Linked DNA regions of Homo sapiens: all the other regions are linked to region 1. A link is a loop called in an ENCODE intact Hi-C map of the cell type or tissue named here. Cell type or tissue: HepG2. All regions are shown on one strand. Links, peaks and the distances in the headings refer to the core of each region. The heading gives the core; the rest is flanking DNA. Region 1 holds the start of LOC124902755 (a long non-coding RNA gene). Region 2 overlaps POU2AF2 (POU class 2 homeobox associating factor 2). Region 3 has its middle 16 kb from the start of POU2AF1.

Region 1 (10,296 bases), core at 1,247-9,246:
GTACACTTTTATTTCCAATTTGCAGAAAAGAAAATCACAAGTGGCGCTGAATTTGTCATATGACTTTTTTGATCCATTGGGATGATCATGCTGATTTTCTCCCTCATTCACCATTAATATAGTGAATTACTTTGATAGATTATTTTGAAAGTTAAATTAACCTTTCATTCCTGGGATAAATCTGACTTAGCCAAAACATATTATTTTTCTGGTAAAGATTTTTTGTCTACATTCATGAGGACTATTTGTCTGTAATTTTTTTCTCATAATGTCTTTATCAGATTTTTGTATAGCTGCATAAACTGAATTAAGAAGCATTCTTTTTCTGTTTTCTGCAATAGTTCATAAAAGATTGGTGTTACTTTTTCCCTGAAATGTTGATATAATTCACCAGTGAAATAATCTGGGCCTAGAGTTTTCTTTGTGGAAATGTTTTTGATGACAAGTTCAATTTCTTTAATAAATAAATGACTACTTAGATTTCTGAAAAACCTGTGTCATTTGTGGTAATTTTTATTTTTCAAAGACTTTGTTCATTTCATCAAAGTTGTCAAATTTATTGGCATAAAGTTGTTAATACTATGTTATTGTTTTTCTTTTAATGACTGTAGAATCTGTAGTGATGTCTCCTCTTTCATTCCTGATACTGGCAACTTGAGCTCCCTCTCTTTTTTTTCCTCAACTTATCTAGCTAGGGTTTATTAATTTTCTTGATCTTTCTTGATTTTTCCAAAGAATCAGCTTCAGCTTTGTAAATGTTTTCTTTGCAGATGTTGTCTATTGTTTTTCAATGTTGTATTTCATTGATTTCTACTCTTATCTTTTATTATTTCTTCCTTCTACTTAATTTGGTTTTACTTCACTCTTCTTTAACTAGATCAGTGTTTCTCAACCTTGGCACTATTGACATTTTTGATTGGACAATTCTTTGTTGTGAGGAACTATCCTACATATTGTAGGGTGTTCAGCATCAACCCTGGCCTCTACTCGTGAGATGCCAATAGCTCTTCCCCACTGAGTTGTGAAGACAAAAATGTCTTTAGTTATTGGGGAACAAAGTAATTTCTGGCTGAGAATTATTGATCTATATTTTAAAGATATAGCCTGAAGTCATTAATTTTTCTTTTAGTATCGTTTTTCTTTCCTAATATACATATTTAAATCTATAAATTTCCTTTAACACTACCTTAGCTGCATTTAAAAGTTTTAATATTTTTTATTTTCATTATGATTCAATTAGAAATATTTTCTAATTTTCTTTATGCTTTCTTGTGTGGCCCATGATTTATTTAGATATATTCTGTTTAATTTACAAGTATTTTGGCATTTTTCTAGATCCATTATTACTTCTTTGCAATTTAATTCCATTGTGAGAAAATATACTCTGTAAGATTTCAATCTTTTTAAATGTACTGAGACTTGTTTTATGAACAAACATTTAGTATTTATTGGGGAATATACCAAGTTCTCTTGAAAAAAAGTAAATTCTGTAATGGTTGGGTGTAATGTGCTTAATAACAATTAACTAACAAACATTAATTTAGTCAAGGTGATAGTGTTGTTCAGGTCTTCTATGTATTTATTGATTATTTTTTATAAAAGTGTTAAAATCTCTAATTATTATTCTAAATTTATTTCTCTATTTAATTCTGTTGACTTTTGATTCATGCATTTTGAATCTCTGTTATTTGAGATATACACATTTATTATTATTATGCATTTCTCATGAGTAGGCTGTCTTATCATTGTAAAAGATCCCTTTTTATCTCTGCTGAAACTGATTGTTTTGAAATCTACTTTACTTGATATAAATATAGACACTTTAGTCTCCTTATGCTTACTGTTTGCCCAGTGGCACTTCTGTTACTTTTGTAAGTAGAAATAATACTGTAATATTTTATGTTTATATGGTACAGTATTTATGAAGCAATTGGCTTCTATGCTCTCCTTTGATATTCTCAGCAATCTTACAGATAAATAATATTGTTATCTCCATTTTACAGAGATAAAACTGAGTCCACAGGAATTAATTGACTGTCCCAAGATCACAGTGGTGAGTGAGCACCAGCCTGGTCTCAGTTTTACCCTGATGCCTGGACTCTTTACCATTATGCTATGCCATTCTCTATAGATTAAGTGGAAGGAGAATTGGAGAGATCCTGTGTAGCAAATCACAGGATAGGTGAGGGCAAAGGTAGGAAGTGTATGTGGAGAAGGTGTCTTCTAAAGACACAGTGTTCATAGTTCCACTCCAGGGCTCAAGATTGGCTGTAAAGGCCAGGCACAGTGGCTCATGCCTGTAATCACAGCACTTTGGGAGACAGAGGTGGGCAGATCGCTTGAGCCCAGGAGTTCAAGACCAACCTGGGCAACATGGCAAAACCCTGTCTCTACAAAAATAAAAAAAATTAGCTGGGCATGTTGGCGGCATGCGCCTGTTTTCCCAGCTACTTGGTGAGCTGAGGTGGGAGGATCGCTTGAGCCTGGGAAGTCGAGGCTGCAATGAGCTGTGTTCATCCCATTGCACTTCAGCTTTATTGACAATGCAAGACCCTGTTTCAAAAGAAAAAAAAAGATTGGCTGTAAAGAAGAAACTTTTGGTTATAAAGTTGGTGAGGCATTGTCAGTAGTACTGGAGTGAATGGAATCAGCAAGTTCTGTCAGTGTCAAAGGAGGTGCTGGGCTGTAAATGTCACTGTCACAACATACACACATAATGACCATCATCCAATTACCTTCATTATGTTGTATGTATTATAGTTTTGCCTAGAGGCAGAGAGCAGGATAAGATGATGTCTGCTGGGCTACCTACCCTAAGATTCCATGACTCCTTCTTAGGGGAGCCACAAGAGAAGTTGATGTCTTGAGGTGCCAGTCAGATGGAGAAACTGACTTTCCTTGCAGGAGCCCTTCCTTGCTACTCATCTGGCAATCTATGTCCTAAGTGGCCAGGCTGTGGGTTCCCCCAGGCTTGGCTGTTCCAGCTGGACCCAGGAGCTCAGCTATGCAAATACCCATTATGAGTTTGTATTTGTGGCAACCTCACCTCTTGTTTTTAAATCTCCAATGCCCACTAGAAGATATTCTGTCTAGAAAATATGAACAGTAGTTTTTAATTAATTTGTTTGTTTTTTGTTCAAATGGTGAGTTTCATAACTCATAGGCATGCACTTGTGATTTTATTAGATATTCTTAGCTTCATTATGGTGATTTATCTAACAAAATTGTATTTTGCTTTCATTTGCCACCTAGTCCAATGCTATAATCTACGCTTCTGCAATCTGCTGTTCCTAAGATAAGCTGTGATCTTCTGCTCCTATGTTTTTGACATGCCCTTTTTCTCCTCATTGACTCACATCTAATGACCAGTTCAAATACCACTTTATCTGAGAGCTACCCGCCAACCCAATATGGCCAGAGTAAATGACTCTGAACTCCCAAAGCCTGTTGAAGAAATCCTTCCCCTTCCAGTGAACCTTGAGCATCCCCAGGAGGCAACTCACTCCCCTTTAGAAGGTGTGTATAGGGAGGGGCTGGGTTTTAGACCCTGTGGGGCAAGAACAAACCTGCTGGGAGAGGTGTGCACTGGTCACACCAGTCCTGAGTGGTCATTCTCTGCTCATCAAGTTGTCACGTCTGGGGAAGACTCTTTGCATTGACCAGTGGTGTCTATTTTTGCTCTATAGTTGGATGGAAAGGGTTAAGCAGTTAGGCAATCCCCCTGTGGCTCAGTAATTTCTGGAGAATTGGCACAAGTAACTTGCATAATGCAGACTTATCTCCTGGATGATGCAGTGCCCTGCAATTCCAATGCAAATGAGCTCCAGCTGTGTTAGCCTCTGAGACTAAGGGGTTTGGCTGGGCCACTCCTGGGAGCCCTTGCAGATCACTCTTGGGAGCTCTTGCAGATCCTCCAGCCCAGGGGACAGACAGCAAAAGTCCATACAGAACTTCCTATGTTGGGGTGAGAATTATGCTAGAGGTGACTATCACCACCTTCTCAACAGATAGGGTTAGGAGTAAGGTCAGGAGTAAGGCACAAAGGGCTGAGGGGCTCTTCAGTCTTGCCCCATTGTATTCATTTTCATAGGGTTTATCCCAGCCACACAGGTGTGCAAAGTCAACTTCTGTTGTCCTACAAAGCCTCTAATTATTTAATAAGCACTTATATAGGGCTTACTATGTGTTAAGCACTGTTGAAAGTATTTAGCAGATATTAAGTTATTCCCTCCTATAGCAACCTCAGCGTTCTGGCTCGGAGTCTGTGACTGGTTATGGTGAGCATGACCTATGAGGTCAGACAGATCTAGCTTCAAAGTCTGGTTCTATCACTTAGTAGATCTGTGACCAAGGACAAGTTGCTTGGTACCCGTCTGCCCCAGTTTCCCCATTTATAAGATGGGTCCTTAAGAGATTATGATGAAGATTAAATGGGAACGTGCATGCAAAGCACTCAGCCTAGGACCTGATGTTTTGCATGATGGGTGGCTGTGATGACAATGAGGAGGAAAACCTGCTTTCTTAGGGATTTCTCTATGAAGCCTGCGGGATTTGATGCCAATGTGCTCTCCCCTGAACAGAAAACTGTCTACTGTGTTCTAGGGAGATGTGGCCGCCACCTTTCTAAACTCTGGAATTCCACTGGGGGTGATCAGGGTTTCCACTTACATAGGGATCCCCATGCCCTCAGGAGATCTGCTGTCTGGCGAAATGATGAAGAAAGTACAGGAAGTCGTTAAACCAGAGATCTTGCCAGAGAGTCTTAGGACACTGTCCAGGCAGAAAACTCAGTTCCGTGCATTTGTGCTTCTGATCTGATTCACTTCTTTGCCAGGTGCAGCAGAAACCTTGGCTTATGCCTGCAGAGGGAGTTAAAAGGGCCAAAGCTCATCACCTTTCTGAACATTTGCCCCTCCTTAGCTGGAGTGCTCTCTACCATGAGAAGCCCTCTTTGTGAAGAAGATCTCGAAGCTCTCTGTTAATAAGGCAGCCTAGGATATAGGGACTCCTCGCCGCATCTCCAGGGAGAAACTCCTATTCCAATCCTGCCCCTTTAGAGGAAGGGAGGACAGGAGTCTTGACCATCCTAAACCCATTCACTGTGTTTTCCCTTGAATATTCAGGGATCTGGAATGCTCTCAGGGAAAGCACAGCGAAGAGGCCCAGGTCCTGGATGTCACTGAAAGGTCCAAAGGCACCAGCTGGAAGCTGAGGATAACCTTTGCCCCTTTGTAACTTCACTTCAAGCCTGTCTTTTGCTAGAGGCCTGGGACTCTTAGACTCCCTCTGACCTCTGGGCTGGCCCCACTGATCTCTGGGCTGATAGGCTTGGATTTTGTCGGCAGCCTCAGACACCGGGAAGCCTGATGATCCAGCCTTCTACCCACTCCCAGTCCCTACTTTCCCACTTACAAGTTAGCCCACTGGCAGAAAGTTAATGATTGATTTATTAAGTTCCACAGGAATATCACCTCCCAACCCAAACCCAGATGACTAAAGAAGACTTTTATTTTAGGGTCTAACTAGTCATAAAACGTATTTTGCTGAGGAGCACAGATGCGGATTTTGTGCCTCAGAGCAGTGTGTTTGCTGAGCTGGTTCAGGAGGACATCTGTGGCTCTGGTGTGGGAGGTAAATCCTGCCCTGCACAGCTCCCCGGGGACTGGGTTTCCACTGGATCAAGATAAGGCAGGTAGAGCTATTGTCAATATTTAATCAAGATGCACAGGATTCGGCTCTGTAAAGGCAGCACTCAGGCCTGTGTTTGCAGACTCTGGAGGAGTGCCAAGGAAAGTGTTAGGCCCCTGGCCCGTGCTGTAAGGGCAACATGACATAGTTATTTATCCCACAGTCAATCCCAGGAATTTGGATGAATATGCCATGCTGGATAGCACCTCCCAGGCTCCTGCATCTTTCACAGCAATGCTGGTGCTTTGTGTCTGTGCTTGGCTGTAAGGGACAAAGGTGGGAGCTCTAGCCCTTACTCTTTGGGAAAAACCCCCGTTTTCTGAATTGGATGTTCCCAGGCCCTTTCTTATTGCCCCTGCTGCTCTGTCTACCTTCTCTGCTCAGCCAGCGCTCAGCAGGCTCAGCCAAGCCGGGGTCTTGCCCCTTTCTATTTCCCAATGACTCATCCTAGGGATTTGGTTTCCCTAGGGCTGATCTGCCCTCAGATCTGAGGGGATTCCTGGGCTCTGCTGCACTGGTGACAGGATGGTGGACCCTGAGCAGCTGAGTCCTGGCTTCTGTGGCCTACTCCATAGCATCCTCTGACCTCAACACACAAGCACATCGTCCTTGGTTCCCACCCAGCTTTCCTCCTGGATGTCACTTGCCCTCCCATTTCTCCCCTTGGGTGTGTGTATAGGGTGCTGGGCAGGAATGAGCTCTTGATATCCCCTGATAGAAGTCCTGGAGGTGGATTGGACTATTTAGTACTTCCTGACAGATCTCCTCCAGCACAGTCACCCAAATCACAGTTCCTCACAGGACTTTGGGAGCAATGAAAGCTCCCAATAATGACCGATTGCTTATTATGCTCTAGGCATAGGGATAAGAGCTTTAGGCATTACCTCATTTAATTCCTCACTACATCTTCTGAGGTATTGTCATCAACTTCATTCTATAGAAGAGGCTAAAGAGATACAGAAAGTTTAAGTAGCTTATGTACAGTCACACAGCTCTCGAGTAGCCAAGCTGGGATGGAAGCTAAGGCCTGTCTGAGTCCACACTGCATCCTTGATCACCAAATGCCACCATTTCTCTACTGTAAAGAATTAGGACAAACTTATTTTAGATTTATTATAAGCACACAAGTAACACATGAATACATTATTCTTGTGAAACAATTCAAACAGCTCAGATAAGGCTAGAATCCCCTTGATCAGCATTCTCTCTTTTCTACCACTTTCCCCTTCTCAATGGGTAATTTTGTTATCAGTTTGGCTTGCGTAATTTCAGACCTTTTCCTATACGTTTACATACATGTATATGTCTGCATACAAAACACCCACATCTCTTGTTGTTCTGTAACATGTGGAATCATACTTGTAAACTTCATTCTGAAACTTCCTTCACTTCACAATATGTCTCTTTTCATGTAAGCATGAGCAGATTCATTCATTCCTTTCTACCGCTGCCCAGAATTTCATGTGATGGTTATACAGCATAGTTCTCTGTTTTCTGTTTCTGGTCATTCCCCAGTCAGTGGAAATGTTCACCCAGTTGGTGAACATTTAAGTTGTAACTAAATGTCCATTATAACAATACTTCATTGAAGATCCTTAGACATAGCTCCCCGTGTTCTTTGTGAGTATTTTTCTAGGGCGATGCCGGTGGAATTGCTGTGTGATAGAGTATGCAAATTTTTAATTTTTATAGACATTGACAAATGATCCTCTAAAGTGGCTTCACTAATCAATAGCTTTGTAAGAATTGTTACATACGTGTTGGGGAAAAGCACTGTCTTTCCAGGGAGAGCAGCACAAGAGAAAGTGTGCTGAAATTGCAGGAGGATGCAGCAAGTGGTGTGAGCTGTGGCTTCACAGCTGTCCAGTTGGGCAGGTGATGACCTCTATGGGCCTCAGTGTTTACACCTGCAAAATAGAGACCACAATCTCAATAACTCAGAGGGCCATTGTGAGGATTAGTTGAGATGATTTTTGAGCAGCTTATAGCATATGGCCATGTTCATACAAAGCACTTGACAACAACAATCATTAGCTAGGCGGGGAGAAAATGAAGACAGGGAAGGGTTGGGCTGTCTTCCCTGGAAAATCTTTAGGGACAGCAAGCCTACACCTGGGATAGACTCAGGTGTTATCCTCTGGAGGGAGGTTTGGATGACAGGGCTTTGATACCCAGCCAAATTCAGAGCAGAACGATAAGCCACAAGCCATGACATTGACCTTGAGTTATCTTCAGTCCAGCCTACGGGAGGCAGAATACATGGACAGCATGGATATTCATTACCTTTTTATGAAAATTATAAATTCACAAGAAATTCTTTTTATGTTTTTGCCTTTGAACTACTCTAACTTTTAAACCCGAACCCCTTTAACATTCTGTGTGGCAAATGCACAGGGTTTTAGGCCATTAAGGCAATGCCAGGAAAGGAATAATGCTTTCATCTGGTACGTTTATTTTCCTGCTATCAGCATGGCATAGTCATCTTGGCTCTGACTTTGACTTGGTATGAGTAATCTTGAGAAAATTGCGGAAGCTCTCAAAGTCTCAGTACTTTGTAAAAACTGGATGATAATTATATCTATAAGAAAAGCTAATGCTTATGGAGCACTGAAAGTGTTCCAGACAATGGGCTAATTACATTTCAGCTGCATTACTTTGTTACTATCTAATTTACTGCTCATAATTAATAGAAGTGGATGATGGTTCCTGGAGGTGAATCTGAGTTCAAATCTATTTGCAGCACAGCCTTGGGCAAGTGTCCATGTTTCTCTGTGGCTCAGGCAGTTTTGTTGGGAAGGTTAAGAGACTGATATATAAGACTCCAGAATTAACCCATGGTCTCTTAGCAGGAGAGGGCCCCTCCCTGACCATAATGGGAAGCAACAAGTACCAGACAGACCTGTGAAGGATGCCCTGCTCCAAGTGCCAACTCTGATTGTGGGACAGAGGTTGGCCGGGGAGGCAAAGGCCCTTGTGAAAATCCAAGCAAAGGTAATCCTGAGAGCATTTATAGTCCCCAAGTACCAGGGCTGAGCCCATCTCTCCTGAGGAGTCGTGGTCTTCTCCTGGGCCTGGTAGATGAGGGCACTGTTGGCAATCTTTGGCTTAAGAGGAAGCAATGGGGCCCCTGTCTTCCAGGCCTGCTTCTTGGAAATGTTCATGGTGAGCCTTGTCCACGGCTTCTTAAAACCACAATCTCCCCACTTCCATCCCTCTCCATGCCCAACTCCACTGTGTCAAAGGATTGCCCACGGCCTAATCCCTCTTCCTCCAGCTTGTAAACCCTGCTGAAACCCAGCGCAAAAGTTACCCAGGAGGGGAAGCAAAACAGCCTCTTCTTGGCTTCTTGGAGCTCATCAGGTCTGCTTTCCTGACAAGGGGTCTGTAAGATGGGAATTCTAAGAATGGCAGTAAGAGAACGGGACACCAAGAAAGGTAAGTTTTGATGGCAGAGTGCTTTGGAGACTTGTCCCAGGAGGCAGGCCTAAGCATGGGGCCATAGAAAGAGGAGGGAAGGGAGAAGAAGAGGGAGAGGGAGAGAAAGAGAGCAGAGGTGAGGGGGAGGGAGGGGCAGGAGGAGGGGTCAGGGAAGATCTGATGAGTGTGGAAACTGAGGCACATAGGGGTGAAGTTCCTTGCTCAAAGGCACATAGCAGTAAGAAGAGGTGCCAAAATTTGAACCCGAGTAATCTTTTCTTCAGAGCCTATGCCCTGAACCACTATAGTGAACAGCCTTTGTAAAATGGGGCTACTATGACCATACCTATATTTTACTGAGTCCTTGGGAAGGATAAAATATTCACGACTGGTGCCTGGGAAAAAGTTGACAACACTGGTTCATTCCCTTCTGCCTGCTCTCTTCTGTTTTTAAAATGGAGGCACATGGCCATGGAGAGTCCTGGTTACTATTACTTAATAGACTCAGATCTCTCCCTACCACAGAGGGATGGATTTTTAGTAAAGGAGCCTGTGCTGTATGTGTTTGTGATGGGGAAGGCTGGTGGTGGTGGTGGGGAAGCTGGGCGGCCACCTGCATTCCTCTGTGTTGTCTCCAGACCAGACAGGGGCCAAGACCTAAACAGGCTTAGGAGCCTGGAGAGAGATAACAGGGCCCAGGGCTGACCTTTCAAGTTCAGGTTCCTGCAGCCTGCAGGGAGCCAGGGGACAGGTGGCTTCAGAGGCCTTTCTAAGTGTGCACTTTGTCCTGGACTGTGACCTTGGAATATGCCCAGCCCCTGTCTGGGCTGGCAGATACCAGGCATCATCATAAGGGCATGGAAGACGGTGATCCCTGAGGCCTTCAGACCTGGTCCTCTGCCCCAGTTATGGTCTCATCTGTCCTCAGACCCTGGATAAAGCAATTGAGCTGCCAGGCTGAGGTCTTTGCAGGCAATGCTTCTGCTCAGGCCTGAATGTGATGTACTGAGGGAAAGCAGCCAAGTGTCATGAAGTGAACTCTGGCCCAGTCAACCTGGGCTCAAACCCTGACTCCATTTACTAACCTGATGACCCTGGTCAAATCACTTTACCTCTCTACACCTCAGTTTCTTCATCTGTAAAATGAGGATAATAATACTGGTCTCAGAGCTTGTGGGTGGTTCAGTTAAA
Region 2 (10,296 bases), core at 1,331-9,330, 53 kb after region 1:
TGGATTTAGGAAAGAACAGCTCCTTTCTTGCACTGTGAATGTTGCCACTTTTCACTGAAGAGCAAGCACTAAGCAAAGCAAAGTTCAGGCTGCCCAAAGGAGCTGGTGGAGGGGGAGGAAGTGGGGCAGGGGGCCTGGCAGTGCTGCCCAGGAGCAGAGAGCCCCACGCGTTCACTCTTGATCTACTCCCTGAAGAATGCTCTGCCTGGAGGGAGCCGAAAGGATGAGGTGAACGAAAGCTCACTACCCAAGCATTTCTGGTGGCACTCCATAAACTAGAAGTGAGTTTGCTTAACCAGAAAATACCTTGAAGGCCTGGAAAAAAAAGGAATATCAATTATTTGCTTGTAAGTGTGAATTAATCCCCTTGTTGGAATTTCTGGGCTTCTACCTTGCTGAGGTAGAGTATGGGACAGTCACAGAGGATGTGATGGAGATTGTGTTGAGGGTCTTTGGGCAACTAGAGGGAAAATGAAGGCCTTGGCCTCCAGAAGATGGAGAGAAATGGCATTGGATCAGGAGGGACCAGAGGGTGGAAAAGATGTGAGAATGAAGTGCAGAAAGACAGGTGGTAGGAAGCTAAGAAGAAGGGTGCAGGTACAACCCGGGGGCCTCCACTCATGCATCTGCAAAGTCTCAGTGTATACCAGGCATGTATGATGAGCTTGGCCGCAGATAGGCATGCTGGAATTATGCTGGGAACCCAATTAGCAAAGGAACCCACACCAATCCAATGTGGACAGATTCATGCTTCAGATGTCAATATCTTCATTGACACATAGTAAGAGCTGCACTTTTCCGACTAGTAAGCCACCAAATAGGAGGTGCTGTTTGTCAAGCCATCGGCTCACACATGGCAATATGTCCTTCTCCAAAGTCCTTTTGCTTCTTGGTGTTTTGTGGTCTGTTTCTTGCCAACAGCTTAGTCCTATTTTCTGTATTTTCTTTAAAGGGTATGAATTTGGTTGGGTGTGGTGGCTCACGCCTGTAATCCTAACACTTTGGAAGGCCATGGTGGATGGATAGATTGAGGTCAATAATTCAAGACCAGCCTGGGCAAATAGTAAGACATTGTCTCTACAAAAACTTTAAAAAAAAAGTAAAAAATAAAAACACTAGCTGGGCATGGTGGCATACACCTGGGTCCCAGCTACTTGGGAGGCAGAAGTAGGAGGATTCCTTGAGCCCAGGAGATTGAGGCTGCAGTGAGCCATGATTACACCACTATACTCCAGCCTGGGTGATAGAGTGAGACCCTGTCTCAAAAAAAAAAAAAATTTCCATTTGATTACAGAATGCCTATTTTACTCATTCATGCTGATAACTGTAGGTTTATTCCATCAGAGAGACAATGTCTGGTTTAATTAAGGCCATCACTGATCAAAGAAAATTTTTGGACTTTTTTGGATTGAACTAATTTGGGGACATTCTGGGCTTTAGGATAGAGTCAAAAAATAACTTTGTTATGTACAAAGCCATAGTTTCCTGATCTCATCCTATTTTATGGACAATAACATATTTATAGATTGTACCTTTTTTTTAACTGGGGTTTTACAAGTCACTATAATAAGCCATAAATATATGTATATGAAACACTTCACTCTTTCAAGTCACATGCTATAAAATGAGTTTTATGTGGTCATATCTATATTATATCCTATCCAGTGTCTTTTACTGCAGAATACACATAGTTTAAAACTAAGAAACATCTGACAGGAAAATCAGTATCTTTTATGATCTGCATAAACTTTTTAATGTAATTTAAGAAAAATCAGTGCCAAAAATGATACTTCAAAGATAACAGAAGATTCAGAACGTAATGGGTTACAACAGTTCCAAAAAGACCACATTGTAAGGTTATCTTACTAGAATACGGTCTCTGACACATTTAATTAACATTCTGTTTTATTTCAGTGGGGTTACAGTGGAGAGGATTACAAATAAATGCCCTCGTCCACTAACAAAGAGCAGCATTGAGGCTTATTCTGAAAATCCAGTCCTGAATGGGCTGACACACCTAAAACAATCTTTGGAATACACCTCAAGTTAAAGAAAAACCCAGAAGTCATTTGGCCCTCCCCTCAATAAGCTCTGCGGCATTCATATGACCCCCAGGCAATACTCCCATCTTCTTTCACCCAAGGGGAAGGGTCATGGAGGGAACCGGTGTCTGCTTCCTCATCTGGGGAGAGTGGCCCCACCTTGGGCGGTAGGTCATTTGACACCGTCATGAAAGGGGTGAAGGGGTAAGGAGGCGGGGTAGGGTACCCCGGAGTGTGGTGCAGATCTTCCAGAGCATGCAGCGAGTATGACTGAGCCCCAGCCAGGGATGACCCCCAGCTTGAGCCCCTGTGCTGGGCGATGCTCCCGGACTCAAGCTGGGAGAGGCAACTCGTGCTGGGTGGCAAGGTCAGCAGGGCATCGGCAGACACAGGGTCAGGCTGGCTGAGACCGTCAGGCAACGTCTGCTCCCATGAGTCCCTCTGAGGAGAATGGAAAGGCCACGGAGGTTATTCACTAGGTGACACTCTGATGATACATTGTGTGCTGCCAGACTGTGGCTTCAGGGCAGCCTTCGTCCCCTCTCTCTGCTGCCTGAAGCCTGGCTCTCAGGCTGCTCTTCTCTCCGGCTTTTGACACCAGCAGTGAAAGTTTTCCTCCCTTCCTACTCTAGAATTAGATTTGCTATAGATATTGAGATTCCTTTTCCCAGAAGACAACATTAAATGAGTGAAATGTGAGACTAATAAAATGCACATGTATGCAACATTTTACTGTGTGCAATGCACTCTGTCTTGGATTCTTTTTGAGTCTCCCATTAGTCTGGGTCCTAGAATGCCATTTACACAGTGGGGAAGGTCAGCGCTTGGCCCACTCCTCGGAGTAGGCCTTCAACTCCATGGTGAATTTTTGAGGGGACTGAGAAGCCCACTCTGTCCTCATTAAAGCAGGAGGAAAGAGGTAGGAATCCCGTAAGTTTGGAGCTAGAAAGATTTGGATTCATTCGTGGCTCCTCCTGACTCTGAGCCCGACATTGCTCATCTGTAAAATGGGACTTTCATAAATATATCCTGAGTTGTTGCAAGTATTGAATGAACACATCACATTTCCTGGCATAGAGTATACTTAATAATGTGAATTCTCATCCTCTCCCTTTTGTCTAAACTCCTGTCTTTAGAGCTTCATTACTTTGTGGTAGAAACCTTTACTATTCTCTATGAGCATTAGCAATCTTCAGATCTTTATGAACTCACCTGTTTGGAAGGATTGAGAGAGAACAAGGATTTTTAGGCTAAAAATGTGGGGAAGGGGAGGCAGGGGACTTGGAAAGAAAGAGGAGCCCTATGTACCCTCCTTGGGAGATTATGATCCATCTCATTACTGCCTAGCATGTCTGAGATGCAGCTTCAGTGTTCCTTCCTTAGGGGCTGCAGGAATGATGACGACTGGCACTAACAGGGTGGGGGAACATCAGGCAATATCAGTAGAGCATTAACAAAATGGATATAAATCCTGCTGCACATTCCTCCCGGTTCCAAGCCCTGCGTAGACGCTCCTGGCTGTCATGGCTAACAGGGATCCTTGAACAAGGCTCCCTCGGAGGGTGTCCTGGCATCTCTAGGCAGCTGCAAAGCAGCCTCTGGAGTCTACAGGGTGAGCCAGACCTGGCTTCAACCCGGATGCCAAGCACAGCGGCTGGCCAGAGGGCGAGCCTCGCCCCTCTTTTACTCCCTCACACGAGGTCTCTGCATACTCACAAATAGGAAGTGAGCTGGGTCTCCGGGGAAGGGCGGTGGCAGGAGCGGCGGTAGGGGCGAGGCGCTGAACAGAGAGCCCGCGTTGGGCGTCAGCGCCGGAGGCCGGTAGTCTCCGTAGGGCTCCTGGGGGAAGTAGGGCTCCAGGAGAGCCGCATGGCTCTGCCCTGCGGAGGACTCACAGGGAAACGGCTTCCCCACGCTGGAGGTGTAGACGTCATTTGAAAACTGTTTACTGTTGTGGAAGTCTGAGTCAGATAAGAAAGATCTTCTGACACCGTAGTAACCTGACGTGACCGGCGAACCTGTTGCCAAATGAAAAACACATGGGCAGAAAATTCCTCCCAGGGCGGTCAAGGCCTCGGTTGCAGCTGAGTCTCTGCCTGGGAAACGATGTTACTAACGCGTGCCTGACTCCAACGCTAACATGGAAATAGAGAAATGTCTTGAAAAGCGTGAAATATTCCTGCATTAGCCCAAATAACTAACGTTTGAAAACATTGTCGCCTTTAGGGGTGAGTTCATTTTAGACAGTACCGTGTCTGTTCATTCATTCACATTTACTGAGTACCTTCCCGGTGACCGGCGCTGTGCTAGGAAGACATAAATGAAATAATCTCTTGGCATTCATATTTTAACCAAGGAAGCATCTTTTTCACAACATCGGAGCTACCTCTCCATATACATAGAACTGTTAACAAGAGGTGCTCCTGGCCTGTTATCTGAGATCGCTATGTCTGGATAAGGTAACACATATAACCCCACCTCAAAGAGGCAGGCTGTACTCTGCCTTCTAATTCTTCACACATTGACCTTACACTGGGTCGCACGCCTGGCAGACATCAATAAATGACTTTCTTTAGGATTAGATGGCCACACAGAAGCCAATTTTAGAGGCCTGTAGTTTTAGGGTTTTGATGAGTTTTATGTTATTTGCTGCCCTCTTGTGGCCTCATGGACTCCTTCACTCAACTCACCAGGGCCCAGCACGTTTAGGAAGACAGTGCCGGCTACATAAAGTTTCCCTTGGTGGTGCAGGCTCGGTGGCTCACACCTGTAATCCCAGCACTTTGGGAGGCCCAGGCTGGCGGATCACGAGGTCAAGAGATTGAGACCATCCTGGCCAACATGGTGAAAACCCATCTCTACTAAAAACAATACAAAAATCAGCTGGGCCACCATGCCTGTAATCACAGCTGCTGTAGTCCCAGTTACTCAGGAGGCTGAGGCAGGAGAATTACTTGAACCCGGGAGGTGGAGGTTGCAGTGAGCTGAGATCTCGCCCAGAGCAAGAGTCCGTCTCAAAAAAAAAAAAAAAAAAAGTAAAAAGTTTTCCTTGGTGGAGAGAGGGAGGGACAGAAACTGATAAGAGCTTCATTTAAGGTAAGCCCAGCAGTGAAATGGTTTCCAAGGAAAAAGGTGTGTTTGCTCAACACTTTCTGACCCCGTAGCTCAGTTGTAGCAGAAAACACTGATCATTCAGAACATGTTTGAGGGCATAGACTTGAGGTCTATAAAACTGATGGTTTAATTGTTCCAGCTGGCCTTGGGTGTGATCTAATGCTAACACCAACACCCTTAGGTCATAGGTCACAAAAAGGCTGAACTGGGGAGAAGATATAAGTGCCTGTCTTCCTTACCTTACCCCAACCACAGCAGCAGACCACTTCTGAGCTTCTGATTCTATAGACACAGAATTCCAGCCCGTTCCACAGGATGTGGCACTTTATATTATGCTCATTCCTCTTTCACCTGAGTCACAATGATCTTTCCAGTCAACCTGCGAGCCCAAGGGGGCAGATCTCATGCCTTATACATTTTCTTTAAACCTAGTAGTATAACATTGTGTTCAAGAATGGCATGTGAATTTATTCATCCAGAAGAAGAAATCAAAATTCCCCATCAAAACCTGTGGCACGACTCCACTCACTTCACTTTCATCTTACATTCTATAACTTCTAACCTGCTCATGCATTTGAAAGCTGAAGTTAGGGTTTTCATTATAAGCATACTTCCTTGGGAAAAAATCTGTGCAGCTGAACCTTAATATAAATAAATAAGGTTCTGTTTCATACAATGAAATTATATTTATGAGAGCGGTTAAGGTTGAGAATATGAAAACAAGGTTTCCAGGCTCTCATCTATACTCCCAATTTCCAAATCAAAACAACCACGAAGAAAAAAGCCTCTGCTCTCTTAGCATGGATTTTCTCTGTACAAAGAGAAAGGATAATTTCTAGATAAAGAGAAGCTATGGAAATTTTTCTTTTTTTTTTCTGTAGAAGGCAGGAGATGCCACCAAATTTCAATGGCACTATATATGATTGGGAAACAACATACAGACATTTAAATATTCGGGATCCTCGATTGCTCTTATTCCTTTCCCTTATCCAGCTCTGAAGGTGATAAAACTATTAGGGAATGTGCCGCGTCTGAGTTGAACTAAATGAGATTGTCTTTGCCTGTGTGGTGTGTGTTTATACAAGAATGTCCAACAGTATTATTAGGAATTCCCCTTTTACATCCCCACAGGAGTATTTAATGAGACATAGGCATTGAAATGAATTCAAAATACTGAACCAAATGCCTGACTCCCTCTGCTCGCAGACGGCTTTCCCCTTTCTGTTTGAAAGCAGATGCCTCATCTATCAGATCATGGTGTCAGAACTTTAGACAATTTAAAACTGTATCAAGGGCATAATTTATATTGCCTTTGCCCCAAAAGCTTGGGATAAAAGGGCTGCTTTCAAGACAAAATGAATTTTAAATTCAGAAATTACTGCATGAGTTCTGTCCTTCGCTGATTTTGTATTTTAGACAAAACTATTTTAAAGGAGCAGAGTTTTGGAAGTGTTGTAAGGTCGTTATGAAAGAATGGAAGCCCAGATGCTTGATTTAAATTCAAAAGGGAATAATTGCTTATTGAATTAAAGTACTCACCTGGCATCTGCACAAATGGAGACTGAGAGGAACTGACGCTGCCCTGGAAGGTAAACAGAATTCAAGTGTTTTCTTTAGTTGTAAGTTTGAATTTAATAAAAATTAGGAATACACCTTATAAGCTTGGTTTTATGATATTCAGAAGTATTATCTGGGGAGTTGGGTTGACCCTCAGGTCAACTGAGAATAAGAATTCAAGTACCATAGAACAAAGTTTTACAAGGGACAAAGAGCAACCACACTTTTACATTTTGATAAACATGCCAGAAAGCACTGGCTGGATGAAATGTAGTAATTTATCCTTCATCTTCTACTGTTCCAGTTAACATTCCCTCATCCAATATATATTAAGTGACTATATATACGCATATCCAGTAGCCTCCCCTTACCCACGAGGGATATGTTCCAAGACTCCCCAGTGGGTTCCTAAAACTGAGGATAGCACCACACCTGATTGCCATCATGTCCTCCACCCACAAACTCAATGCCTTTTCCATCTTAGCTAAGAATTTATCATGCATTGTGGCCACAGTTTTGCAGTTCGAGGTGCAACAGCAAAACTCGCATGAATTTCTTTCGCCTTCTTCACAATTTCACAGACAAAAGATTTGTTCTTACCATACCAATGTCTGACCTCAGCATACATTTTTTTTCTTTCCTTATTAAGTTGAGAACGTTTACTTTTTCATTTAAAGGAAGCACATTCCGGCTTCTCTTTGGCATATCTAAATTGCCAGTGTCACTACTCTTGTGCTTTCGGGCCATTGTGAAATACAATAAGGGTGACTTGAACACAAGCACTGCCATACAGAGACAGGTGATCCAATCACTGAGTCGGCTACTGAGACACTAACGGGCAGGTGGTGTAGACAGTGTGGATTGGCTGGACAAAGGTAAGATTCAAGTCCTGGGCAGCACAGAGTGGGACTGAATGAAATTTCATCACACCACTGAGAAAGGCATGCCATTTAAGATCTAGAAATTGTTTATTTCTGGAATTTCGCATTTAGTATGTTCAGACTGCAGTTAACCATGAGTAGCTGAAACCTCAGAAAGGGAAACCATGGCTAAGGGGCGCCTACTGTATGTGTGTATGTGCATACATGCACTTAGTGTTTGGCTTCAGCACTGAAGGGCCACTTCAATGTTTACTGTCTGAATCCATGTGGAGGAAGAAGCTCCACCAACTGTAGGGACCTTGACTGTGATGTGCCCTCAGTGCCTAGAACAGGGTGTAGTTCATAATAGACGTAAGAAAAATATGTGGAATGAAGACACAATCTTCAAAGAACCCACAGGCTAGAGAGCAGGGAGAGGTTGGGGAATGTGGTGGGTTGCATTATGTGCCCCCTCCAAAAGATATATATATATATATATATATATTTTTTTTTTTTTTTTTTGAGATGGAGTCTCACTCTCTCACCCAGGCTATAGTGCAATGGCACGATCTCGGCTCACTGCAACTTCCACCTCCCGGATTCAAGTGATTCTCCTGCCTCAGTCTCCTGAGTAGCTGGGATTACAGGCACGCACCACCACACCTGGCTACTTTTTGCATTTTTAGTAGAGATGGGTTTCACTGTGTTGGCCAGGCTGGTCTCGAACTCCTGACCTCAGGTGATCTACCTGTTTCGGCCTCCCAAATTGCTGGAATTTCAGGCATAAGCCACCCAAAGTTATATTGATACCTTAATCCCTGATACCTGTGAATGTGACGGTATTTGCTAATAGGGCTGTTAAAGATGTAACTACTTAAATTAAGATGAGGTCATATTAAATTAGGGTGGGTCCTAAATCTCATGTGACTGATGTCCTAATAGGAAGAGGAGAGGGACGCACAAAGACACAGATGCAGATGGGACAAGGTCATGTGAAGACAAAGGCAGCAGTTTGAGTGATACAACCTCAAGCCAAGGAACATCGAGGATCACCAGTGACAACTGCCAGCTAGGAAGAGGCAAGGAAGGATTCTCCCCAGAGGCTCCAGAGGGAGCATGGCCCTGCTGACACCTTGATTTTGGACTTCTAGCCTCTAGAGCTATCTATGAGATGATACATTTCTGTTGCTGTAAGTCATCCCATTTGTGGTAACTTGTTACTGCAGCCCTAAGACACCAATACAGGGGTGATTGATGACAAAACAGAATATTCGGTGTAGTATGAGAAGTGGCAGGGTCAGGGAAAGATGGGGTGATGCGGGCACCTAAACTGGTGTCAAGAATGGGGTGGGAGACACATCTTGCAGGATGCAGTGCCTAAGCTGACCTCTGAAGGAAGAGTATCTAGGCGTGTAGAGTCTTAAAATACGCAAATCATGGCTCCGAGATGTCCTGGAGCAAAGTAAGTGGAGAGGGTGTAGCTTCTGTGGAAGTTAAGAATCCTCAACATCCAGTTCATTGAATCCGAGCTCTTTTGCAGTGACTTTAATGATTCTATAGACTCTCAAGAGTTGGAAGAAATTTTATAGAGTCTCATTCAATGATTACATTCTCTCCATATTACTAACACCAGGTGCATCTAATATCCAGGCACACAGAACTTAGCACCCTCTGAGGAAACCCATTTCTTCTTTAGGAACTTTTACCAATTACAAAGTTGGCTGGAAAGAATAACTTTCTAGTTCTAATCCCTTTGGTCTTTATAGAATAAGTTTAACACTTCTTGCATACACAGCCCTTCAAATATCTGAAGACAAGCCTATGAAAAATACCATAGACTGCATGGCTTAAATAACAAAAATTTATTTCTCACAGTTCAGGAGACTGGAAGTCTGAGATCTAGGTGTGGTTTTTAGTGCGGGCCCTCTTTCTGGTTTGCAGAAAGCTGGCTTCTCACTGTGTGTTCACATGGCTGAGAGAGAGAGAGAGAGAGAGAGAGAGAGAGACAGAGAGAGAGATCATCTCTCTGGTGTCTCTTCTTATAAGGACACTAATCCCATTAGAGGGATTCACCTGCAAGATCTAATTACCTCCCAAAGGCCCCTTCTCCAAATGCCATCACACAGGGGATTAGCACCTCAACATTTGAATTTTAGGGGAATGCAAACGTGCAATTGCAATCTGTAATATCAACCTCGAGTTCGAACTTCTCCAGGCAAAATATCTTCCAACAACTCAGAAGCAGCATGGTAATTAAGAGTAAAGCCTCTGGAACCAGAGTGACTACATTTGAATCCCAGCTCTACCTCTTATTAGCTGTGGGATCTTGGGCACATGAAGATTAAATGAGATTATTACATCGAGCACTTAGAATAGTGTCTGCCACATGGTAAACAGCATATGTGCCTTAGCTATTATTACTATTATGCATTTGTTGGTTCCTTCAAATCTGTGGTATATTTCTCCAAACCTTTTGATTTATGGGTTTTCCTGTTTAATATTTTAACACTTTTAAGTGGCAGAAGGGAACTCTCGGGCATGTAATGGTCAGAAGTAGGTCCCTTAATATTTCTATGAGAAGGAAAGGGGCAGTGATTAAATCACAGATGCACTTGTATTTGGGCACATATTCCCATGTAGCAGGCGCCCATGTTATCCAGTGTTACCCTCCCATTTTCAGCTCTGTGGTGTGGCTGGGTCTTTCCTTGAAGATCTGTGCCAAC
Region 3 (10,296 bases), core at 709-8,708, 60 kb before region 1:
AGGAAACTGAGGCACAGAGAGGCGGCATGACTTTTCCGAGGTTGCCCAGCCAGTCAGTGGGAGGCTGGGCCTCCTGCTTCTCAGGGTTCTTTTGCTGTAAATTCCTGTCTGACCTCCCCAGTAACAGAGGGGATTTACACTGTCTCCCCTCACTCCACCCTCACCCCACCCTCACCCATCCCGGCTTTCTCCAGGGCCTCCCATTTCTCTCTGTAGATCAGGAATAAGGCCTCTATCCAGGCCATACTTAGGATGATGCAGGATCGCAAATACCCTCACACCTCAGTCCCACTCAGCTCACACCCGCCACCCTGAGGGCAGAAGGACCTCTCAGTCTTCAGTCACTTCCCTGCATCCCATCCCACCAACCTCAGCTGTGGTCTGCAAGTCCCACACCTCTTCTAGCCAGGCTCTGCTATAGGATGGAGATGCTGTGGTTTAAAAGTGGAAGTTCTCTAGTAAATTTGGAGTTCACTCTCAGAGACTGCTGTCCCGGGAACAAGGAGATCAATTCCCTTAGAAGACCAAGCCCGCTTAAAACTGTGGAGGGACTAAGCAAGTAGGTCTTACCTTCTCAAGAGGCAATATGACTCACAGGTTGCATTTGGGAGGTGAAACAGGAAAAACATTGCCCCCTTCCCCCTACCACCCACTTCCCCTGGGGCTAGAAAGTGAAGGGGTAAATATCTGGCTGAATTTGCTCTGCTCAGGAGATATGTCATTTCTCCCCATGAAATGAATGAAGCTTAAAGTCTCATTGGGCTCCTATGTTCAAAAGGAGTCCAAAGATCAAATTCATATGGGGATGCTTTCCAGTGTCTCCCTGGATGATGAAGTTTACAGGAGGTCGGGGAAGAGCTTTCTCATGCCAGAGGCTAAGTGGTATCCAGGGGTTCAGTCAAAATATCTGACTGGCTGGATTTTTCACATTGCCCATTTGGACAGTCTTGGCCGCAGCTGGGGATCCTACAGGAAGCAGAGCCAAAGGTAATGAAAGCCTCCAAGGAAGTGGCTACAATTGTGGCTTCAAGGGCACCTCCTGCATGGGGCTTCCACAGATTGGGCAACCCACGTGGTGACGTGAGTAAAGGTGAGGTTTGGGTGCCTCAGTTTCCCTCTGGGGTTGTGCCTCATCCACATATCCCTCTTGGTCTAGGATCTTCAGTATTCATGCCTTTTCCCACCATTAAGCTCTCTCAGGAAAGCTCAATAACTCTTTTATGCTAGCATGTAAATCACCAGCTCCACGTCAAAATATTAGACCTTTACAGGAATCATTGCTTTTAAATAGGGATAAACATGGTTCTCAACCTTGGCCTTGCAGCAATATCACTTATGATACGTTTATGAAATGTAGAAGACTGGGCCCCATTCAAACTCTATAATGTTAAAAAAAAAAACAAAAACAAAACTCCACAGGTGAATCTCACTCACCACCAGGCCTGACAGCCATTCCTAGTTTAAGTGGGAAGGTGTCACTGTGTGATTCCCAGACCAGCAGCAGCACCATCACCTGGAACATAGAAATGCAAATTTTCACCCCGTCTCTACTGAAAATACAAAAAAATTAGCCGGGCATGGTGGTGGGTGCCTGTAGTCCCAGCTACTCGGGAGGCTGAGGCAGGAGAATGGCGTGAACCCAGGAGGCAGAGCATGCAGTGAGCCGAGATTGAGCCACTGCACTCCAGCCTGAGCAACAGAGCGAGACTCTGTCTCAAAAAAAAACAAAAAAAAGAAATGCAAATTTTCAGCCTGAACGAGACCTCCTGAATCAGAAACTCTGGAGGTGAGGCCTAGCAATCTGATGCATGCCAAAGTTTGAAAACAACTGCTTTAGGCTAAAGGACCAAGGTCTTACTGGGGCATTTTAGTTAAGATTTGGAGTAATGTGGTTGGAAGGCAGGGGTGTCCTCTGAAACTACACTTGGTCAATGGTTGGCCGCTCTGTGAACATATAGAGCTATCTCTGATTGCTTGTCAATCTACTGAAGCTATCTCAGACTTGCAGATGATCAGCAGTGTTGGAGCCTTTTCTTTCGGTAGGAAAGACAGTGATGATTGACCTAAAGCGGCAGCAACACAGTGGCTAATTAGTAGTGGTGATGGTGGTCGTGACTACCCTCTTCTTTCCACTCATGCCCCACAAGCCACAGACTACAAGTGAGAGTGGTAGACAGGGCAGAAGCAGAGGATAAGGTTGTGGTAGGGGAAGTTAATGATTTTATTTAAGAGAAATTACACTGAATTAGAGATCATGGAACTCTTGCACACAGTATTTCTTTAACTGTACATTTATCTTAAAAACAGTGATCCCAAAGCATCACTTGAAGTGTAGTGTCTTTATGGCCTGAAAACACCGTAAATAAGAAAGATTTCCTGAACGTTCTGCTGAAATGTGGTGATATTTCAATTCTAGTCAATAAGCACTATTCTTAGTATTGGGATACATCAATGAACAAGAGACACTGTCTATAACCTCAGGATGTAAGAAGGAAAACAAATCAGCGAGAAGATACTGCCCCTTACCCCCGCTTAAAGAGGAGACACAGATGCCCTGTGAACACCTACCAGTTGGCTGACACCTGGGGCTCAGATAAGTCCTCTCTGGGTAAGTGATGTTTAATCTGAAAACTGAAAATTGAACAGGAATCAGTCAGGCAAAGGGATGAAGGAAAGTAAAGGAAAAGGTGGGGAGAAGAACATTCTAGACAGAGAGAAGCGCTGGTGTGAAGGCCTGGAGTAGAGAGAAACCCTGGTGTGGAAATTTTAAGAACTGCAAGCTGAATATGCTGGATCCTAGAAAGTGTGGGGGAATATGTTAGGAAATGAGGTTAGAAAGGCAGCCATCCCAGCTCCCAGAGGGCCTAGGAAGTTAGATGAAGGATTTAGACTGGGGCCTAAGGGCAATTGGAAGGGCAATTGAAGGATTTAAAGCCATGGAAGAAGATGAGAGATTTGCATAAAACATAAATCTCTTGGCTGCATTTGGAAAGTGGATTGGGGGAGGAATTGTGGGTATTTGGAGACAGTCAGGAGATGGGTGTCATACGGATTAAATTTACAAATGTTTGCTTAGGGAAAATAGGAAACGAACTAAGAAATTAGAAGATTAAAATGTGTGCTTCATCTTATGTTCTTTTTCAGCCCTAGTTTCATTTCTTTGAATGAAACAGCTCTATGAGAGCTCTCTTCAGAGTTTATATGTTCTCGACACTGTTCCTAGCCAGTGGCAATGAATAAATCAACCTATACTAATTGAAAATTAGCTGTGGGCAAACCACAGTATGAAACACTCCTGGGCACCATGGAGGATTCCAGAAAGGCTTGGTCCTTGCCTGTAAGAAACTAACAATCGAATAATGAAAATAAACAGAAACTCTTAACTCTTAACTGTTCATTGAAGATTCAAGCAACATGCGATTAATTATCAAAAAGTGAGGAATTGAATCATAAACACTGTAAAAGGAGGGTTAGAAATGATTTCAGGGAAGTATACGTATTGGGCAAGTCTTTGAAGGATGCTGGGAGGTGGGCAGGCCCACATGCCTGAGAACACATTGAGGGCGGGAATAGCATGAGCTTAGGCCTTGTAGTTGCATCCACATTCGTGGTTACATTTATCTTGATTTTCAGGGAAGGTCGACTGACCCTCAGACATAACAGAAAAGCACACTAGCTTTTGACAAAAAACAAGGGGGTAGTGAATGTTCCCATCGTAATTAGTGGTCACTTTTCTGCTGCACCTGCTGGAACTGCAGCAGAATGGGGGCATGTGGGTAGACTTGGTTGGGAAGGGAAATGGGGCTGACTTGGGAGAGGCCTGGAAAGGGCAGAGGGGACAGGGAGTGCTGTGGGCCTTCCATAACCCTGGCTGGTCACCCTGGAAATCACGGTGACTTGTTTTCAGAACGTTACCTAGTGCCAAGGCAGTTTACAAGTTACATATAACAGGAGGGACCATTCTAAAATCTGTATCCCCAAAGCGCCAACTATTTGCCCCTTAGCATGGAGAAAATCTGTTCTTATGTAGGAGTTCAACTGCTCTGAAGGGGACATTGGCTCTGAATTGCTCTCAAGTCTCAAGTATCATTTGCTACTTGATGGCCACCTGCCACCATCCTGGGCAGGGGCTGAGGAGAAGGTTGAGGGGCACAGGGACTGAAACTGTCCTGCAACAGCAGCGTCAGGTCTGGGCTGGGCTTGGAGAAGGCAGGCATGCCTCCGGGGCGGCTTCTGCGAGATAGCTGCACCGGCTGGTGGACCAGGTTGAGGGGCTGTGCAAAGTGATCAAGGTGATGCAGGAGGCGTGCCTCTAAGTTTGGCTGGAAGACATTTGTCTGCAGGGTAAGTTCAAAGGGGGCATTGCCTAGGGCAGCGCATCTCCAACTCTGTGTGTTCTCTGGAGATGCTTGTGGGGCTGCCTGGACTGAGGGCTAGGGAAGCCAAAGGAGTGGGAAGACCCCAAAGACAGCCTGTGGGCCCCACCTGCTCCCTCTTCACTGAATTTGGGGCTTTTGTATCAGCTTTATATTTTGGAGAACTGCTTAATAATTTATTTGAAAAAGAAAAGGATGCTGCTGGTAGAAACCAGTTGAAAATCTTTGTCATTTGAACAGCCTTTTCATAACATACTCTTTTGGTCCCTGCTACCAGGCTTGAAGGCATGTCCCTAAAATAGGGGAGGTCCCTGACTCTCGGACACCCACAGGGGTGACGGTGCTGATCCCAGGACCTGCTCAGTGTGTACATACTCTGCTGGAGTGCTGGGATGCAAGGCTCTGCTGGGGTTGCCGGGAGCAGGGATGGGAGCAGGAGCCAGTGAACTGCCAGCAGGAGGAAGAACAATGGGCTAGTGTGAGTGCTGCCTGAGGGGGCCTGCGGAGGTGACAGTCCACCGGGGCTGTGGAGGCGTGTTTGTCCAGGCAGGAAGCCACATGGGACCTCAGGCCGGTCTCTCCTGGCACAGCTCCTGACCGCACCTGCAGCAGAGCCCCTGGGTGCCTTCAGGATGGAGGAGCTGTTGCTGGATGGCCAAGCCCACCTGGCCTGGGCCAATTTCTTCCCTACTTCCTGGTTGTGGATGAGGACTGCCCTCTCTGCTCCAGGAAAAAATTCTCCACTATTTTCAGGCCATTTGGCCTTCTTCCTTAGTCACCTCATGGACTCACTATCCAGGAGCCAGATTCCCTGAGCTGGAGGGAATACGTTCTAATAAAATGGCTTCTGAGGGGGAGAGGACTCATGGATATGACACCTCATAGATTCTCCATCTATATATGTGGAATGAATGATTTTATGAGCATCTCAGGCTTTTCCACTCTACTGAGACTATTAAGCCAACAAAGATAGGACCATATCTTGGTAAGTGGCAGTCGTTTTTATCACCAGATGATGATTTCCTGGTGTCAGTTACTTAAAGACGAGGTCTGTCTCTCAAACCAGGCACAGGGCTGGGCACAAGTGTCTAAAGAGGAGGCCAAGGTGGGCCCATATAGAGATAAACAGTAGAAATGAGGAGGCTGTGGAGGTGGACCAGACATTAATTTTCACACTGGGTATGTGTATTAGTCTGTTTTCATGCTGCTGATGAAGCTATACCCAAGACTGGGTATCTTATAAAGAAAAAGAGGTTTAATGGACTCACAGTTCCATGTGGCTGGTGGGGGGGTCTCACAATCATGGCAGAAGGCAAAGGCATGTCTTACATGACGGCAGACAAGAGAGAATGAGAACTAAGCAAAAGGGGTTTCCCCTTATAAAACCGTCAGATCTTGTGAGACTTATTCACGGCCACAAGAACAGTATGGGGGGAACTGCCCCTATGACTCAATTACCTCCCATGGGGTCCCTCCCACAACATGTGGGAATTATGGGAGCTACAATTCAAGATGAGATTTGGGTGGAGACACAGCCAAACCATATCAGTATGGAAAGGGCAGGAACTTCAAGCCACAGGAATGGGCTGGCTACCGCAAGTTCAGAAAGCTGGACTCATCAACTTGACTTCTTCCCCATGCCTAATGTTCCCTGGGTCATTCCTAGTGTGCTCTCTCTTGTTCAGTGCTTAGTAATACAATGGCCATTTCTTGGTCCTCTACTATTGTGAGGCTTCATGATGTGCCTTTTCATGCAGTATCTGAGTTGATCCTTGTAACAGCCTGGTGAGGAACTCTTGTATCTGTATCGTACAGGTGATGAAATCAAGACACAGAGCATTAAGTGCTTTTGCTCAAGGTAACAGTTTTAAGAGGTAGACCTGAGATTTGAACCCAGATCTATTTGATTCCAGAGATAAAATTCTTCATTGCTGTTTGCTATGGAGTTTTTTAGACAGTACCAGTTTGTCTTAACTGTGCTGAGTATTTCTAAGAGCAGAGTTCAAGTTCACATTTGCATGAAGCTTTTCAAAGGGTAGTGGAGCTCCCAGAGTTCAATCAGCATAAAGTGGAGCTTGGGGACAGGTCATGTCACTTGGTCAGTCATCCTTCCCTCCTAGAGCATCTCCCTCTCCTCCTCATGCTAGACCTTCAACACTCTGGTTTTGCTTTAGTAACTGGGGAGTTTTTCCTCCTGGCTTTTCTCTGCAACCTCTTCCCAGCTGTTCCCAACCCTGAGAGTGGCTAAAGAGGAAATCATGATGGTGCATCCTGTATTTGGGACTAGAGTAGTAGATTTCAAAGTATACAGTTCTTTGGGCAACCAGCATCCTGGAGACCTGAACTCAGCTACCACCGGTCTTCAGTGTGTCCTTCTCAGGCACCCGTGGGTTCTGTGCACCATAGTCAGGTGCTGCTGCTGCTGCCTGAGGGTGTGGAGGGCTGCAAGGAACAGGTGTTTCAATGCTGCCCTTTGCTTTGGATGCTCTAATCTGTCCAAGCTGACATCACAGCCTCTGAGAGGTGAGTGCATATGACCGTCTAGATTAGATAAAGTGACTCATCGTAATTTACAAACTGTGATTTAGTAATCCGGTTCCTTGACTCAGAGTAATAAGAGATCCATGATAACAGTGGATTTGGAGGAAACTTGGGGGAGATCCAGATAGCATCAGCCCACAGTGCTATCCCTCCTAGCAATCTTTGCACTCATTGTTGATGTGTATTGTATGTTCATGAATCTAGGTGACGATATGGTATAATCTGTCATCACTCTGTGGCATATTCTCACTCCTCTCTGTAGTTCAGGCAGTACCATAAGACTCCCCTCAGGGCCCAGGCTCAAGCCTATCCGTGATTGCAAGAATGGCTATCCCTTTTGGGTGCTTACTATTTGCCAGGCACTGTTGTACTGTTTTACACACATCCAATAATCTAACCCTCACAAGAATTCTATAATGTACATACCCAGAGGAGACAAGGTTGGTGGCGGCAGGATCAAACCCAGGCACTTGACTCGCAGGTCTGGGCTCTTAGCTAGCAAACTATGTTACCACTGTGCAGGCTGGAATGTCTATTCTCCCAAAAACTCAGAGCCAAGCAGTGAGGGATGAAGGAGCCAGGTGAGGCCCTGCTTTCTGAGCAAGATAGCTAGGTGTTATAGAAGAGAACTAGATAAGGCTGTGGTTCTCACATGTGATCCCTGGACCGGCAGCCTCAGCATCACCTCGGAATTTGTTAGAAATGCAAGTCCTCTGGCCCTGTCCTGGACCTACCAAATCAGAAACCCTGGGAATGGTGATTTGGATGCATGACAAAGTTTGAAAATCACTAGAGGCCAGCCACGGTGGCTCATGCCTGTAATCCTAGCATTTTGGGAGGCCGAGGCGGGCTGATCACAAGGTCAGGAGATCAAGACCATCCTGGCTAATACGGTGAAACCCCATCTCTACTAAGAATGCAAAAAATTAGCTGGGCATGGTGGTGGGTGCCTGTAGTCCCAGCTACTTGGGAGGCTGAGGCAGGAGAATGGCATGAACCCGGGAGGCAGAGCTTGCAGTGAGCCGAGATCGTGCCGCTGCACTCTAGCCTGGGTGACAGAGCAAGACTCCGTCTCAAAAAAAAAAAAAAAAAAAAAAAAAAGAAAATCACAGGAAAAGGGAAGCTGGAGGCTAGGTTCTAGGTCTATCTTTGCCCTTGCCTAGCTAGGTAACCATAGGCAGGTAATTTCATCTCTCTGGTCCTATTTCCTCATTTTAAAAATGAAGGGCTCACTCTAGATTTATTCACTTTTCATTAATCCAGCAAACATTTATTGAGTGCTTACTGTGTGACTGATTCCGAGAATGCAGAGACACGAAGCTTTCAGAATGGAACGCAATGAGAGCCAGGTGGCTTGGGATCATCTGTGGTTACCACTCCAGTTTCAACCGTAGTTAATTCTTGCTGAAACAATTGTTAGAAAGACTCTCTCTAACCTCCCACCCTTTCTCCTAACTCTAATTTATCTTCACACTGTTGCCAAAGCCACTTTTAAAAGAAGCGTGACTATGACCCCGTCACTCCTCAGTGAAAAACCTTCCATGGCTCCCTATTGCCCATACTTTCCCAAAGGAACACAAATGGAACACAATTGGAAACACATTTCCAAGGATCACAAGCAGCTTGGAACACAGTTCCAAGGACCAGAGAGATGGAACACAATTCCAAGCTGCTTGTGATCCTTGGAAATGTGAGAGGCCTCAGGCATAACTCCGCCTGTGCCGCCCAGGCCTGTAGGATGGCGAGGAGGAAGAAGTCCCGGCCAGCAGAGGTTCTAGGTTCTGCGTAACCTGAGTCCAGTGGCTAAAAAAAGAAAAGACTAGGATTCTCATGTAACATTTGGCAAAACTCTACACTTCCTTGAGCCTCACGTGACATTTCTCCTAGATAAACCTGGCTAAATTCCTGCCTGTATTTCAAAACCTACAAAAAATTTGGAGCGACAGAAAATGGGTGTGTTGGCTCAAGACTCAAGACTCTGAACAGTATGAGTTTGGAGTTTGTCGCAGCAACTGGGGCCATTGTCTTCAAAAACCAGCATCCTGAATAGGGTCCCTGGGGCTTGATGACTGCCGTTAACATAGTTGGGCTGGAGAACTTGCTCTCCAACTTCAGATGCAGCCACTGATGTCTATATGGTTGTCTACCCCTGAAAAAGAGTAAAGGAACTGTTATCAATTAATCAATGAGACTTTATCGAGCACATACTCTATTACTGTTTTTATGCCAAATTTGCTGGTTACGAAAGAAACCTAAGGTGCTTCCTTGCACCAGAAGTCTGCCAAATTTTCTGCAATCCAGGGCTTGGCATCATTTAATAAATTGGGCCATCCAAACTCCATCGGAGGTGGGTCTGAGTCAGCTTAGCAATCTGCCTGGAACTTTGCTTTGGAGTCTGTGCATCTGCCTGTGAAGTCTGCCTCAACTGGTGCAAAATGGTTGCCTTGTTTTGGGAAGATAAATGGTCTGAGTTGCATCATGAGATGTTCAAGTGGGACTGGAAGGCTTCGAAGAAAGAGGGAGAGTCAAGATGCTCAGAGTCCTGTTGGACTCTTAAAAAACCTTCTGTCTCTGTCGCAGAGTGGAAAGCCCACCAGAGCCTTAGTGCCCACTTCCTGTGGTGTGACTGAGCTTAGGGCTCCCTGAGCTCAGTTCTTACTTTGTTATTGTGAGGGCATTGGCTGGTGTTCAACTGATATTTCTTGAATTTGTTGCATGTAGAATATCTAGGTTGGATGCCATTGATAGTTTTTATCTTTATCCCTTAGCTGGGTTTTTAGAAATGCTTTTCTGAATGTGCCCAAGATGTTGATTTTGAAAGATACTTTATGACCCACTGCTTTCTTTGTTCTGATGGGAAGATATTTGTTCTGGCTGCCTCTCCTCTACCTCTCCCCACTTCCACTGGAATGTAAGCTCTAAGAAGTCAGGAGACTTACTTTCCTTGTTCACTGTTCCATCCTTAATGCCAAATACAGACTGGATGACAGTGGGATGACATTCAGCAAATATTTGCTGAATGAATGAGTGCATGAATGAATGAATGGATGGATGGATGAATGATCAGCTGTTTGGGACTTAACTTTCTTGTGTGTGTGCATGTTGTGGGGAATAATGTGATGTGGTGATTATAAGCTATGGAGTCAGATTGCCCAGATTATAATCCTGGCTCTTCTACTTATAAACTGTGCATTTTAGCCAAGTTTCTTAACCTCACTGTGTTTCCTCATATGTAAAATGAGGCTAATACTTCAAAGCATTGTTATGCAGATTAAATGAACTAATATGTGTAAAGTATTTAGAACAGTTCCTCGCTATATGATCAGTGCTCCAGAAGTCTTAGCTTTCGTTGGCTTTGTGAGCTGGAAGGCACACATGG

The links. Peaks named below come from ENCODE experiments on the same cell type or tissue, not always from the same donor. Only the 100,000 strongest peaks of a DNase experiment are listed, where the experiment ranks them.
Region 2: it touches region 1 in a loop (2.7-fold over the local background); 9 of 110 quality-filtered maps call a loop at or near these places.
Region 3: a loop joins it to region 1, with 6 times the contacts of the local background. A loop is called at or near these places in 2 of 110 quality-filtered maps.

The regions. Positions count from the first base shown.
Region 1 is chr11:111,330,276-111,340,571 of GRCh38, reverse strand. It overlaps LOC124902755 (a long non-coding RNA gene), which reads right to left and starts at 7,595. Exons shown (of 2, transcript XR_007062890.1): 1 at 7,446-7,595; 2 at 6,777-7,343. In HepG2, for the core only: no CTCF peak of the experiment used is centred there; DNase peaks (open chromatin) are centred at 3,791, 5,311 and 5,751; H3K4me3 peaks cover 1,708 bases.
Region 2 is chr11:111,277,840-111,288,135 of GRCh38, reverse strand. POU2AF2 (POU class 2 homeobox associating factor 2) reads right to left here. Exons shown (of 5, transcript NM_198498.3): 3 at 6,696-6,738; 4 at 3,759-4,060; 5 at 1,735-2,483. The coding sequence ends at 2,082. Among named protein-coding and RNA genes, the nearest start is that of POU2AF3, 16 kb to the left of the region's middle. In HepG2, for the core only: a CTCF peak has its summit at 4,699 (motif pointing left); DNase peaks (open chromatin) are centred at 2,041 and 4,705; H3K27me3 peaks cover 511 bases.
Region 3 is chr11:111,389,892-111,400,187 of GRCh38, reverse strand. It overlaps a transcript of BTG4 not described here. Among named protein-coding and RNA genes, the nearest start is that of POU2AF1, 16 kb to the right of the region's middle. RefSeq lists an enhancer at 354-573. In HepG2, for the core only: no CTCF peak of the experiment used is centred there; DNase peaks (open chromatin) are centred at 777, 4,847 and 6,407.